3 separate regions of the Homo sapiens genome follow, and regions 1 and 3 are each linked to region 2. The links are chromatin contacts, found by Hi-C or POLR2A ChIA-PET in ENCODE. All regions are on one chromosome and are shown on one strand. The core of a region is the stretch at or near the end of the contact, and the rest is flanking DNA. Distances in the headings are between cores, read along the strand shown.

Region 1 (3,303 bases), core at 57-2,556, 3.8 Mb after region 2:
TCCACTGCTCGAAGTGTCCGGGGGTGGCTGGGGGTGGGAGTGGGGTTGTTCCCGCCCGGCATCCTCTGACCAAGCCAAGGGGAAGCCTGGGGAAAGGATTGAGCTGTAATTTCCAGCCTCCGATTGTCTATGTGGTCCTGGGAAAGTCCCTATTCCCACCGGGGTTGGCTTCAGTCTGTAACGTGAAGGTTCTAGAAGACAGGCTCTAGAAGATTTTGCAGATTGGCTTGGGAATTTTGGACTCAAGAGTGACTTGGGAGATGGGGTGCTCTGTCCCATCGCAGATGGAGAGGATCAGGCTGGGGAGGGGCCGACACTTGGCCCACCGTCACACTGAATGGAGGGGCCGGCCCCTCTGCTGGAGAGGAAGTGGCTAGGGGCGGGCGACCCCACTATTCTCCTTCAAGCCCCTCTCTGCAAAGAGGCCCAGGGGCTAGAGAGGAGACCCTGAAAAACACGGCCTCTCTGCATTAGGGAGAATAGCCCTGCAGTCGGGCTGTGGCTGGGCTGGCTCAGGGTTAACAAGATTGAGCAAACTGCTGGGCACTGCTGTTCCCTGGCACCCCGAGTGGGTGGGCAAGAGTTAACTGGTTTGAGTGGTTTCTTCTGCCAGAAACTTGAACCCTTTCCCTGGGGCCCGAGGAAGATTCTCACCTCCCTGCCACCCCAACCTCCCAGCTTGGGGGTGGTGGAAGGGAATTTCCCCCGCCCCCCCCGCCACCAGCCTGGACACAACCACCCTCCACCCCCGACCTAGAAGGGCCCATCCTGGGCAGCTTGTCTCGGGTCCTGGCAACTTTTCAGCGTTCTCTGGAGCAGAGGGTAACTCTGCCCTGGCCTGGTGACCGGGACAGCTGCAGGGGGGAGGGGACAGGAGGCTCTTTGGGGTGGAGGAGGGGGAAAGGGATAGTGGCCTGGGTGTCCCCCAGTTGGCCACACCCTTCCCACGCTCACTTCTCAGAGAGCTGCAGAATGTCAACCCTGGGCAGAAATAACTGTGCTTTCAGACCCTGGAGGAATCCAGACAATTATCAATGCAGAGAAGGCCTTGAGGGACCATGGCGCCCACCCCCATTTTACAGATGTGGCCACTGAGGTCCAGAAAAGAGAAGGCACTGGTTCCAGGCCACACAGCTGGGGCTAGAATCTGCTCCCGATCTGCCCAGCTCTCCTCTGGCCATCAGTTCCTGCCCTATCCCCTGGACCTTGGGGGGGGGTCCCCACACTCACACAAGCCATGATTGAGTCCAGGAGGATGTTCCCGGGCAGGCGCACCAGCTGTCAGAAGACTCCACCCGAGAGAGATGGGCCCCCGGACGCTCCCACCCTTTTAACTGGACCGGACCGGGTGAGCCCCGCCCCCTGAAAGTTCAGCCAATTGCAAGTCAGGATAGGGCTGGGGGCCACTGGGGGCGGAGTCCGTGGAATTTTGAAGCCAGTTTTGGAGCAGAGGTGACCAATCAGAGTGGCGAGCTGCTGCCCCCCCTCACCCCGCCGCCCCCGGCCAGAGTCCAAGCTCCACCTCCTATTCTCCTTCATCCCTCTCCACCTCCCCACCAAAATTGTGCTGTGGCAGAGATTGGGGGAAGCCAGTGGAAAATAGTTTGATGATGAGCTAGGCCCACAAGTTGGCGGGAAGGGGCCTGTGGCCAGCAGGCTGGGCTCAGGGGGTGCCCAGAGAAGATGGCTGAGGAGGTGCAGGGTCCTTCAGGGAATCAGAGCTGGGGGAGACCAGGCCACTCCCGGGCAGGGACCAGGGCGTGGCTCCTGCTGCGTGCGCGTCTGCAGAGGGCCACTGACTTAACCACAGGCCCTGGCCCCACCCGGGCCTTCCCCGGAAGCAAGGACTGCGGCTGCTGCAGCGCTCTCTCGCTGGCTCCTCGGGAAGGCTAAAGAAAGGCTGGGCCGGGCGCCAAGCCTGAGGCTGCAGGGCTTGGCTAAGGCCTCGGGCTTGGCCGCGTTCAGGGGCAGGCAGGGGATAGTCAAAGCGCCCTGGCCTGACAGCCTCAGGCCTGAGAGTGTCAAGCTTAGGAGATGGCCCAGGGTGGTCCAGACCAGGAGGGGGTGGGGTCCTGGCTCTGTGCACCCTGTCCTTTCTCTTTTTTATTTTTATTTATTTATATATTTATTTTTGAGATGGAGTCTCGCTCTGTCGCCCAGGCTGGAGTGCAGTGGCGTGATCTCAGCTCACTGCAACCTCTGCCTCCCAGGTTCAACTGATTCTCCTGCCTCAGCCTCCCGAGTAGCTGGGACTACAGGCCCCCACCACCACACCCGGCTAATTTATGTACTTTTAGTAGAGACGGGGTTTCACCACGTTGGCCAGGCTGGTCTCAAACTCCTGACCTCAGTTGATCCACCCGCCTCAGCCTCCCAAAGTAATGGGATTACAGGTGTGAGCCACCATGCCTGGCCACCCTGTCTGCTCTCTTAACATCTCCTCTGAGGCCCGGCACAGCCCTCCCTTCCCTGAGTGTTCAGCAGGTATTTTACTGAGCACCTACTATGTACCTGGCCCTGGGCTCTGAGGATTCAAAGCTGAACCCCTCCCAGTCCCCACTCTCAAGGAGCGCATAGTTGGGGTGGAATCTGACCACAACCACGTTAAGAAGTAGATGATGGGCTGGGCGCAGTGGCTCACGCCGGTAATCCCAGCTCTTTAGGAAGCCGAGGCGGGCGGATCACCTAAGGTTAGGAGTTCGAGACTAGCCTGACCAACACGGAGAAACCCCATCTCTACTAAAAATACAAAATTAGCTGGGCATGGTGGCATATGCCTGTAATCCCTGCTACTCCTGAGGCTGAGGCAGGAGAATCGCTTGAACCCAGGAGGCAGAGGTTGCAGTGATCCGAGATCAGTCTATTGCACTCCAGCCTGGGCAATAAGAGTGAAACTCAGTCTCAATTAAAAAAAATAAAAAATAAAAATAAAAATAAAAAGAAGTAGATGATGATGGCTGTAAGGGAAGCCATGAGAAAGTGCTATGGTGGGCTGGCGGCTGCATGAGTAAAGGAGGTGGGTCGTGAAGGGTAGGCGGAGAAGTGCCTGGCTTTCCACCATGGGCAGAAGCTCCAGAATGAGAAGGCCAGGGCTGGAGAACAGTGTTCCGGGCATGTGGGGGAAAAACGGGGATGAGGCTGGGAAGCCAACAGGACCTGGACCATGGAGGGCCTCATGGGCTGGGCACAGGGCTTGGACATTGTTGTATGGGAGGAGGCTGGGGAGCCAGGGCTAGAGGGAGGGTGAGTACTGAGGCCAGATTTGGGCTCTAGGGAAGATCACTGTGGCAGAGAATTGAGGGT
Region 2 (3,297 bases), core at 110-2,609:
ACCCAACGTGGGGATGGCGGCTGCTGCTGGGCCGGAACCGTCTGGAATGACAAAAAAGGTGTGGGCGGGAGGGGAGAACTGGGAAATGGGAGATCTAAGGAGGGACCGGGGAGAAGACCTCACTCACAGTCCCCCGGGGGCTCCAGACTGCATCTTCCGGCACTCCTGTCTGCCTGTGACCGCAGAACACGGCCCTCCCTCCCCCTGGCTCTGTGTCCCGCACACTCACAGAGGCAGAGCAGCCCGCGTGGCCAGAGCCGGGGGAGGGGGCCTCAGCGCGCGGGCCTGGCGCGCCCAGTCCCGGGTTCGCGGAGCCTCGCTCCGCCGCCCGAGGGGCCGTAGTGGGTGCGAGCCTTGCGCCCGTTGCACGGTCAGGGGCCACCCCACGCCGGCGGGACTGCGACTAGAAGAAATGTGGGGCTCTCCCGCGTGCCCCACACTGGGGTCGCTGGCCAGAAAGAGCAAACAAGAGTTGGGAGAGGGGCTGCGCCCGCGCGCCTGCGCAGAGCCAGAGCCGGCCCTCCAGGCTGCAAGGAAAGGAGCGCCAGAGGCGGTGAGGGGAAGGTCCTTTGTGGCACTCGGCTAGTTTCACGGCCGTCAGCCTCGTCCTCGGCTCCTCTTACTCCCGCACAGCGTGGCCCAGGCCCCAGAGTCTCCCTCGCCTTTCTTTCGACGTTGAGCCCCCCGAGGAATCACAAGGCGCTCGGAAGACTCATGCCTGCCCGAAACGGGTCCGAAATGTTTCCAGAGCCCGCGTCGTCCCCTCAGTTCCCCCTCCCGCAGAGGCCGTAACGGGGCGATGCTATCGCCGCGGACACGGCCAGACGCTCGGAGCTGGAGGGAAGGCCCCGGGAAACGGCTCGGGCAAACGTCCGAACCATGGGCTCCGAGGCAGGTGCAGGGCGGACGACTCAGCGGGGGGTTTCCGGCGGGCATGGTGACTCCCTCCCCTCCCCCGCGATACTCGTCCCCCAAACACAACTAAAGGGAGAGTGCACTGTGCCCGGCTCGTGAGCAACCCGGCCCCAGGTGGTCCCCGGCCCTCACGGAGCGCCCCTGGGAGAACACCTCACACGACGCGCACAAGTTCAGAGTGGTATGGGAATGAAGGAAAGGAGTGCGGCGCGGCGCTGTGACAGGGAGGGGAAGACGGGGAGCCGGACGCACGACCGGCGAGCACAGAAGGGCACAGGAGCTGCTCCGCGAGATACCAGCGAGCTGAGGCGCGGGGCTGGCTGGGAAGTAGTCCCGGCCGGGCCCTGGCCCCGCCCCTGCAGGGCGGAGGGACGCATCACGCAGGGGTGGGGAAGCCGGATCCGTGCGCAGGGTTGCTAAGGGTGAAACTTTTCATTGACTTTGCTCACTTCGGGCCGGGGCGCGGGAAGGTGCGGGTTGTTGGCTGAGGCAAGCCGTGGCTCGGGCGACGCGGGGCCAGGAGGGCAGGACCGTCTGCCGGCGACAGCCCATACCGTCTGCCGTTGCGCGACACGAACCACCCTCCGATCCGCCATCCCCGCGTCGTCGCCGCTAGTCCGCCCGCCCGCCCTCGGGCCCCCCGCTGCCGAGCCCGACCTCCTAAGAGCTGAAAGAAATTATTGAGAGTCATAGTCCATAGCCCCCTGCTTCGTCCCCCAACCCTCAACGACGAAAAGGACTTCGGTCCCCTGGCCCGGCGACGCCCGGGAAGGAAAGGAGAGCGACCTCCGCCCCGCGCTCAGGCCACCCTGGAGGGAGAAGCCGCCCCGCGGCCGGTAGAGCGCCCCGCCGCCGCGGAGACCCGAGTGAGTGAGTTGGGGGGCGTGCGGGCGGGGGGCCCGCCCCGAGACCCAGCCGGCCGGACTACCTCTTCCACCCCGCCCCACTCCCGCTTTGCTGGACTCTCCACGTTGCTGCCGCTCCCTCCCCGCCTGGCCAGCATTTTCTTTCCCCATCCAGCTTCCCTCCAGACCCCACTTTCCCCAGCTCCTCTTCTCACGCCATCTGTGCTCCTGGGGTGCCCAAGAGCTCCTTTTTCTCCCAGTTCCAAGAGTGGCCCTCTCCTGGGTGGGGTGCATTTCCTCCCTTCCCCGCCTCCCCCGGTTCTTTATATCCTAGCTACTCGCTAGATCTTCCTTGTTCTCCAAAGAAACATAACTCCCCCCACCGTTAAATAAATCCGAGGAAGGAAGGGGATCCAGGCCTTGTTTTTCTGCTTCTTTTCCCGTGTGCAGGGAAGGGGGGTGGTAATTGTTAATAGACTCTATTTCTGGCTCTGTGGAGCCTGAAGGGTGGAGGGTGGACACCCCCTTTGGCGACGGGACAGGTCAGTGGAGATTGTCCTTGGGCCACTGAGCCAGAGTTCACCGTTTCGGCTGAGCTCTTTATACTCTTAAGTGTTTTAATGGAAAATTGGGCAGAAAAAAGTACCCTTAGAGCAGTGCCAGTGAGTGGATTCTGCTTATCTTGGTAAGGTGCCTGCGAGGTGGGGCCCTACCCCCAAACTCCTTCCCCTCCTGTCCGGAGGATGAACTGTGCCCTTGACCACCAGAAATCTGGGAGGGGAAGGAGGGTGCAGAGAGGAGGCACAGCCGGCAGGCCCTCTCCCTCCCCCAGGAGAAACCAGAACCCCGCACAGCAAGCTTCAGCTTGGGGACGGGTGGAGGCCAGTCTCTGGTGCTACTCCGTATCTAAACGGTCTTTTTCTCCTTCTTACCCACCGTACCCTGGGAATGGGTCCTTCATCTCTGATTTTCCGGCAGAAAAACAATCCTATTGCTTTCTTGGGCTTCTACCCCCATCCCTCCGTGAAGCATAGGGGGAAAGAAGCTTGTGTGGGAGGAAGGATTAAGGAGGTTTAACACCCAGCGGGGGAGCTTGCCGAGGATCTGGTAAGTCTGGTCGTAAAGCAGACCTTGCAATGGGAGGAGACACACAGAATTTTAGTATGAGAAGATGCTCAGGTGTCAGGTGTACAGTTTTTTTCTTCTCTGCCTGGGAACCTTTTCCTATTTCCCTCTCCCGGATCTGGTTACTCAGTCTTCGATTAGAAATGGGGTGAGGCTTGGGCCCTGCTGGCCTTGGCCTGGCGCCTCCCCACAGCTTGACTGGAAATTTCTTTGGCCGAGAGGACGGGAGAACTGGGTTTGATTCCTGCCTTTCCTTTCCTGGCTGTTTGGGGTGCTGGAGCCGAGTCCGCTAGGCATTAAGTGAAAAAGATCCGTTTCCCTTTGAATCCACCGTCCATCCAGCAACCCCACACGGACCGCCCAGGCCCTGGAATTCAGATTGGGTGGGGGGAAGGGGGTCGTGACCTTATCT
Region 3 (3,351 bases), core at 590-3,089, 3.6 Mb after region 2:
GATGGAGTCTTTCTCTGTCGCCCAGACTGGAGTGCAGTGGTGCGATCTCGGCTCACCGCAAGCTCTGCCTCCTGGGTTCACGCCATTCTCCTGCCTCAGCCTCCTGAGTAGCTGGGACTAAAGGTGCCCACCACCACACCAGGCTAATTTTTTTGTATTTTTAGTAGAGACGGGGTTTCACCATGTTAGCCAGAATGGTCTCAATCTCCTGACCTCGTGATCTGCCTGCCTCAGCCTCCCAAAATGCTGGGATTACAGGCGTGAGCCACAGCGCCAGGCCTTTTTTTTGTTTTTGTTTCTTTCTGAGATGGAGTCTCGCTCTGTCACCCAGGCTGGAGTGCCATGGTGCGATCTCAGCTCACCGCAACCTCTGCCTCCCAGGTTCAAGCTACTCTCCTGCCTCAGTGTCCTGAATAGCTGGGATTACAGGCGTGCGCCACCACACCCAGCTAATTTTTGTATTTTTAGTAGAAACGAGGTTTCATCATGTTGGCCAGGCTTGTCTTGAACTCCCGACCTTGTCATCTGCCCATTTTGGCCTCCCAAAGTGCTGGGATTACAGGCGTGACCCACCGTGCGGAAAGATTACATTTTAACTGGGTTGAGTGGGAGGGTTTATATATGGAAAGAACTTTTGCCAGGACACAAGACCTGGTCCGGTGAGAGCTGGGCAACTGTGAATGAGTCTCTTCCCTCTGCTTTTCAACTCCTCACCTATAAAATAGGGATGGTCCTTCTTGTCTACTTTATAGAAGTGCTTGTGGGGTACGGGATTGTGAGAAGTTTTATGAAAACGTGCACCCATGAAATGTTGCTTGAGGAACACTTATTTGTTTCCTGGTCTTCTCCCATTGGATTGTGAGCATCTCAGGGGCACCAAGTCTGATCCTGTGTCCAGGACCTAGCAGTTACCTGGCTCAGTGACTGGCTGTCGAACTAAACTATTGCTCTAATGTAATCACTTTGTATTACAAATCTTTGTAGATCAGTCATCTACGTCGGGGTTACCTAGAGAACTCTGACTAAAGGAAATCCATTGCATTTAGACACTATTACTCACAGTTTGTAGTGGTATCTCCAAATTTCAACACATTTTCCCTTTCCCACGTACATTATGCATTTGTGGGAAGTTCTTTTTTTTTTTTTTTTTTGCGTTCATTGATTTACAACATCTATATCTACATGGATGGCGTGGCTTCTTCATTTTCCTTTGTGAGTGCCTGCAAATCATCTTAATCTGATTTGCTAAGGTATCTGCTTGTTTTCTCATTAGACTGGGAAATGGAGAGGAAAAAGAAAAAAAAAGGCCGGGCGCGGTGGCTCACGCCTGTAATCCCAGCACTTTGGGAGGCCGAGGCCGGCACATCTCGAGATCAAGAGATCGAGACCATCCTGGCCAACATGGTGAAACCCCGTCTCTACTAAAAATACAAAAATTAGCTGGGCGTGGTGGCGCGCGCCTGTAGTCCCAGCTACTCGGGAGGCTGAGGCAGGAGAATTGCTTCAAGGAGGCGGAGGTTGCAGTGAGCCGAGATCGCGAGCCTGGCGGCAGAGCGAGACTCCGTCGCAAAAAAAAAGCGTCTGAAATGCTGTTTTACTGGCTCCGGTAGCGACGTACAGCGAAAGCCAAGGTCACTTCAAGTTTGTAATTGGTTACAATGTCTGTCAGTCACGTTGCCGGAAACCCTGTCCAATTATCCTGCTTGTACTGTGCCCTCCCTTTCCGATTGGTTTTGGGACCGGTTTAAGCTGGAAGGGTAGTCATTGGTTCGCCGCTCTGTCTCGGCCTGAGCCCGCCCCCGCTCGGTTGCCGTGGTTGCGGGCCCTGCCCGCCCGCCAGCTCGCTGACAGCACGACTCAGGGCGGAGGGAAGTAGGTCCGTTGGTCGGTCGGGAACGAGGCTCAGGCGGCCAGGCCCGCGCGGAGCCGTTGCCATGGCAGCCGCCGCCGGGGACGCGGACGACGAGCCGCGCTCAGGCCACTCGAGCTCGGAGGGCGAGTGCGCGGTGGCGCCGGAGCCGCTGACTGACGCTGAGGGCCTCTTCTCCTTCGCTGACTTCGGGTCTGCGCTGGGCGGCGGCGGCGCGGGCCTCTCGGGCCGGGCGTCCGGCGGGGCCCAGTCGCCGCTGCGCTACTTGCACGTCCTGTGGCAGCAGGATGCGGAGCCGCGCGACGAGCTGCGCTGCAAGATACCCGCTGGCCGGCTGAGGCGCGCTGCCAGGCCCCACCGGCGGCTCGGGCCCACGGGCAAGGAGGTGCACGGTGAGCGGCGCGAGCGGCGCGGGGGCCCGGGGCGGGGCAGCCCGGGCGAGGGGCGGGGCCTCAGAGGACCAGTGGCCGCGCTTTGGTCGCCCCCGACCCTCAGCCGGGGTCCCCCGACGTCTGCGCTGAGGGCCACACTGACCCTTGAGTCTCCTTTCAGTAACGATGGTGATGATGGTTTTTTTAGAAAGTCTTCCTGCTCTGAGCCAGTCACCCCAGTCTTCTCTCACTGGGTAATTTCTGAATGGAAACTTCCCATGACTCGGAACGCTTATTGGTGAATAATAAAATGAGGTACTGGGGAACACTTTTATTATCATGGAGAGGGGAGGCCAGAGCCTGCAGCCAAGTCGTACCAGCTTGTTTAAATGCACGGACTTGGACTCCTTTACCACAGTTAGACCTTAGGGCAAATGATAGACCCTTTCAACCTTAGTTTTCTTTTTAAATTTTTTTATTTTTATTTATTTATTATTATTATCTTTTTGGAGACGGAGTCTCGCTCTGTTGCCCAGGCTGGAGTGCAGTGGCGCCATCTTGGTTCACTGCAACCTCCGCCCCCCGGGTTCAAGCGATTCTCCTGCCTCAGCCTCCCGAGTAGCTGGGGTTACAGGCGCCCACTACCAAGCCCGGCTAATTATTGTAATTTTAGTAAAGATGGGGTTTCACCATGTTTGCCAGGCTGGTCTCGAACTTCTGATCTCAGGTGATCCACCCACCTCGGCCTCCCAAAGTACTGGCATAACAGGCATGAGCCACTGGCCCGGCCTCAGCCCTAGTTTTCTCATCTGTAAAATGGGATGAGTTAAGTAAGGTAATGGATGTTTAGCTGTTATGCTGCCTTTGCTGTGCCCCAAACACTGCTGATACATGATCATCTGTCCTCACAAGAACTCTTTGAGACATAGAAATTGTTCCCACTTTACTGAAGAGGAAACTGAGGCTCAGAGAAATTGTCTTATTCCAGGTCACATAGCAAGTGGCTGTTGCTGGTATTAGAATCCGGGTCAGCCCGACTCAAACTTCTCCTCTGGTATATCTACCATATTGTCTTCTACAATGCATGGGTGACATGGAAACCCAGGCACT

Evidence for each region. A loop is a pair of places that touch in the nucleus more often than their neighbours do. ChIA-PET counts read pairs that join two places held with the same protein, here RNA polymerase II (POLR2A). Pooled maps may share reads with other maps.
Region 1: a loop to region 2 is called in a pooled map, with 9 times the contacts of the local background. The contact joins the promoter of LGALS1 here to the promoter of TOB2 in region 2. A Hi-C loop is called at or near these places in 1 of 50 pooled maps. POLR2A ChIA-PET finds 5 or more read pairs at or near these places in 3 of 52 experiments (AG04449, T-cell and activated B cell).
Region 3: a map of CD4-positive, alpha-beta T cell shows a loop between it and region 2 (6-fold over the local background). The contact joins the promoter of ANKRD54 here to the promoter of TOB2 in region 2. A Hi-C loop is called at or near these places in 1 of 168 maps with a recorded cell type or tissue (CD4-positive, alpha-beta T cell) and 5 of 50 pooled maps. POLR2A ChIA-PET finds 5 or more read pairs at or near these places in 1 of 52 experiments (activated CD4-positive, alpha-beta T cell).

Annotation. Positions count from the first base shown.
Region 1 is chr22:37,673,639-37,676,941 of GRCh38, reverse strand. LGALS1 (galectin 1) reads right to left here and starts at 1,306. Exons shown (of 4, transcript NM_002305.4): 1 at 1,231-1,306. The coding sequence starts at 1,239. RefSeq lists a silencer at 1,364-1,503.
Region 2 is chr22:41,444,863-41,448,159 of GRCh38, reverse strand. It overlaps TOB2 (transducer of ERBB2, 2), which reads left to right and starts at 1,359. Exons shown (of 2, transcript NM_016272.4): 1 at 1,359-1,781. LOC105373043 (a long non-coding RNA gene) reads right to left here and starts at 1,215. Exons shown (of 2, transcript XR_938274.2): 1 at 128-1,215; 2 at 1-41. RefSeq lists a silencer at 228-327 and enhancers at 198-893, 898-1,147, 894-1,589.
Region 3 is chr22:37,842,822-37,846,172 of GRCh38, reverse strand. ANKRD54 (ankyrin repeat domain 54) reads left to right here and starts at 1,839. Exons shown (of 8, transcript NM_138797.4): 1 at 1,839-2,262. The coding sequence starts at 1,935. MIR658 (microRNA 658) reads left to right here and starts at 1,802; the gene lies at 1,802-1,901. RefSeq lists a silencer at 1,669-2,368.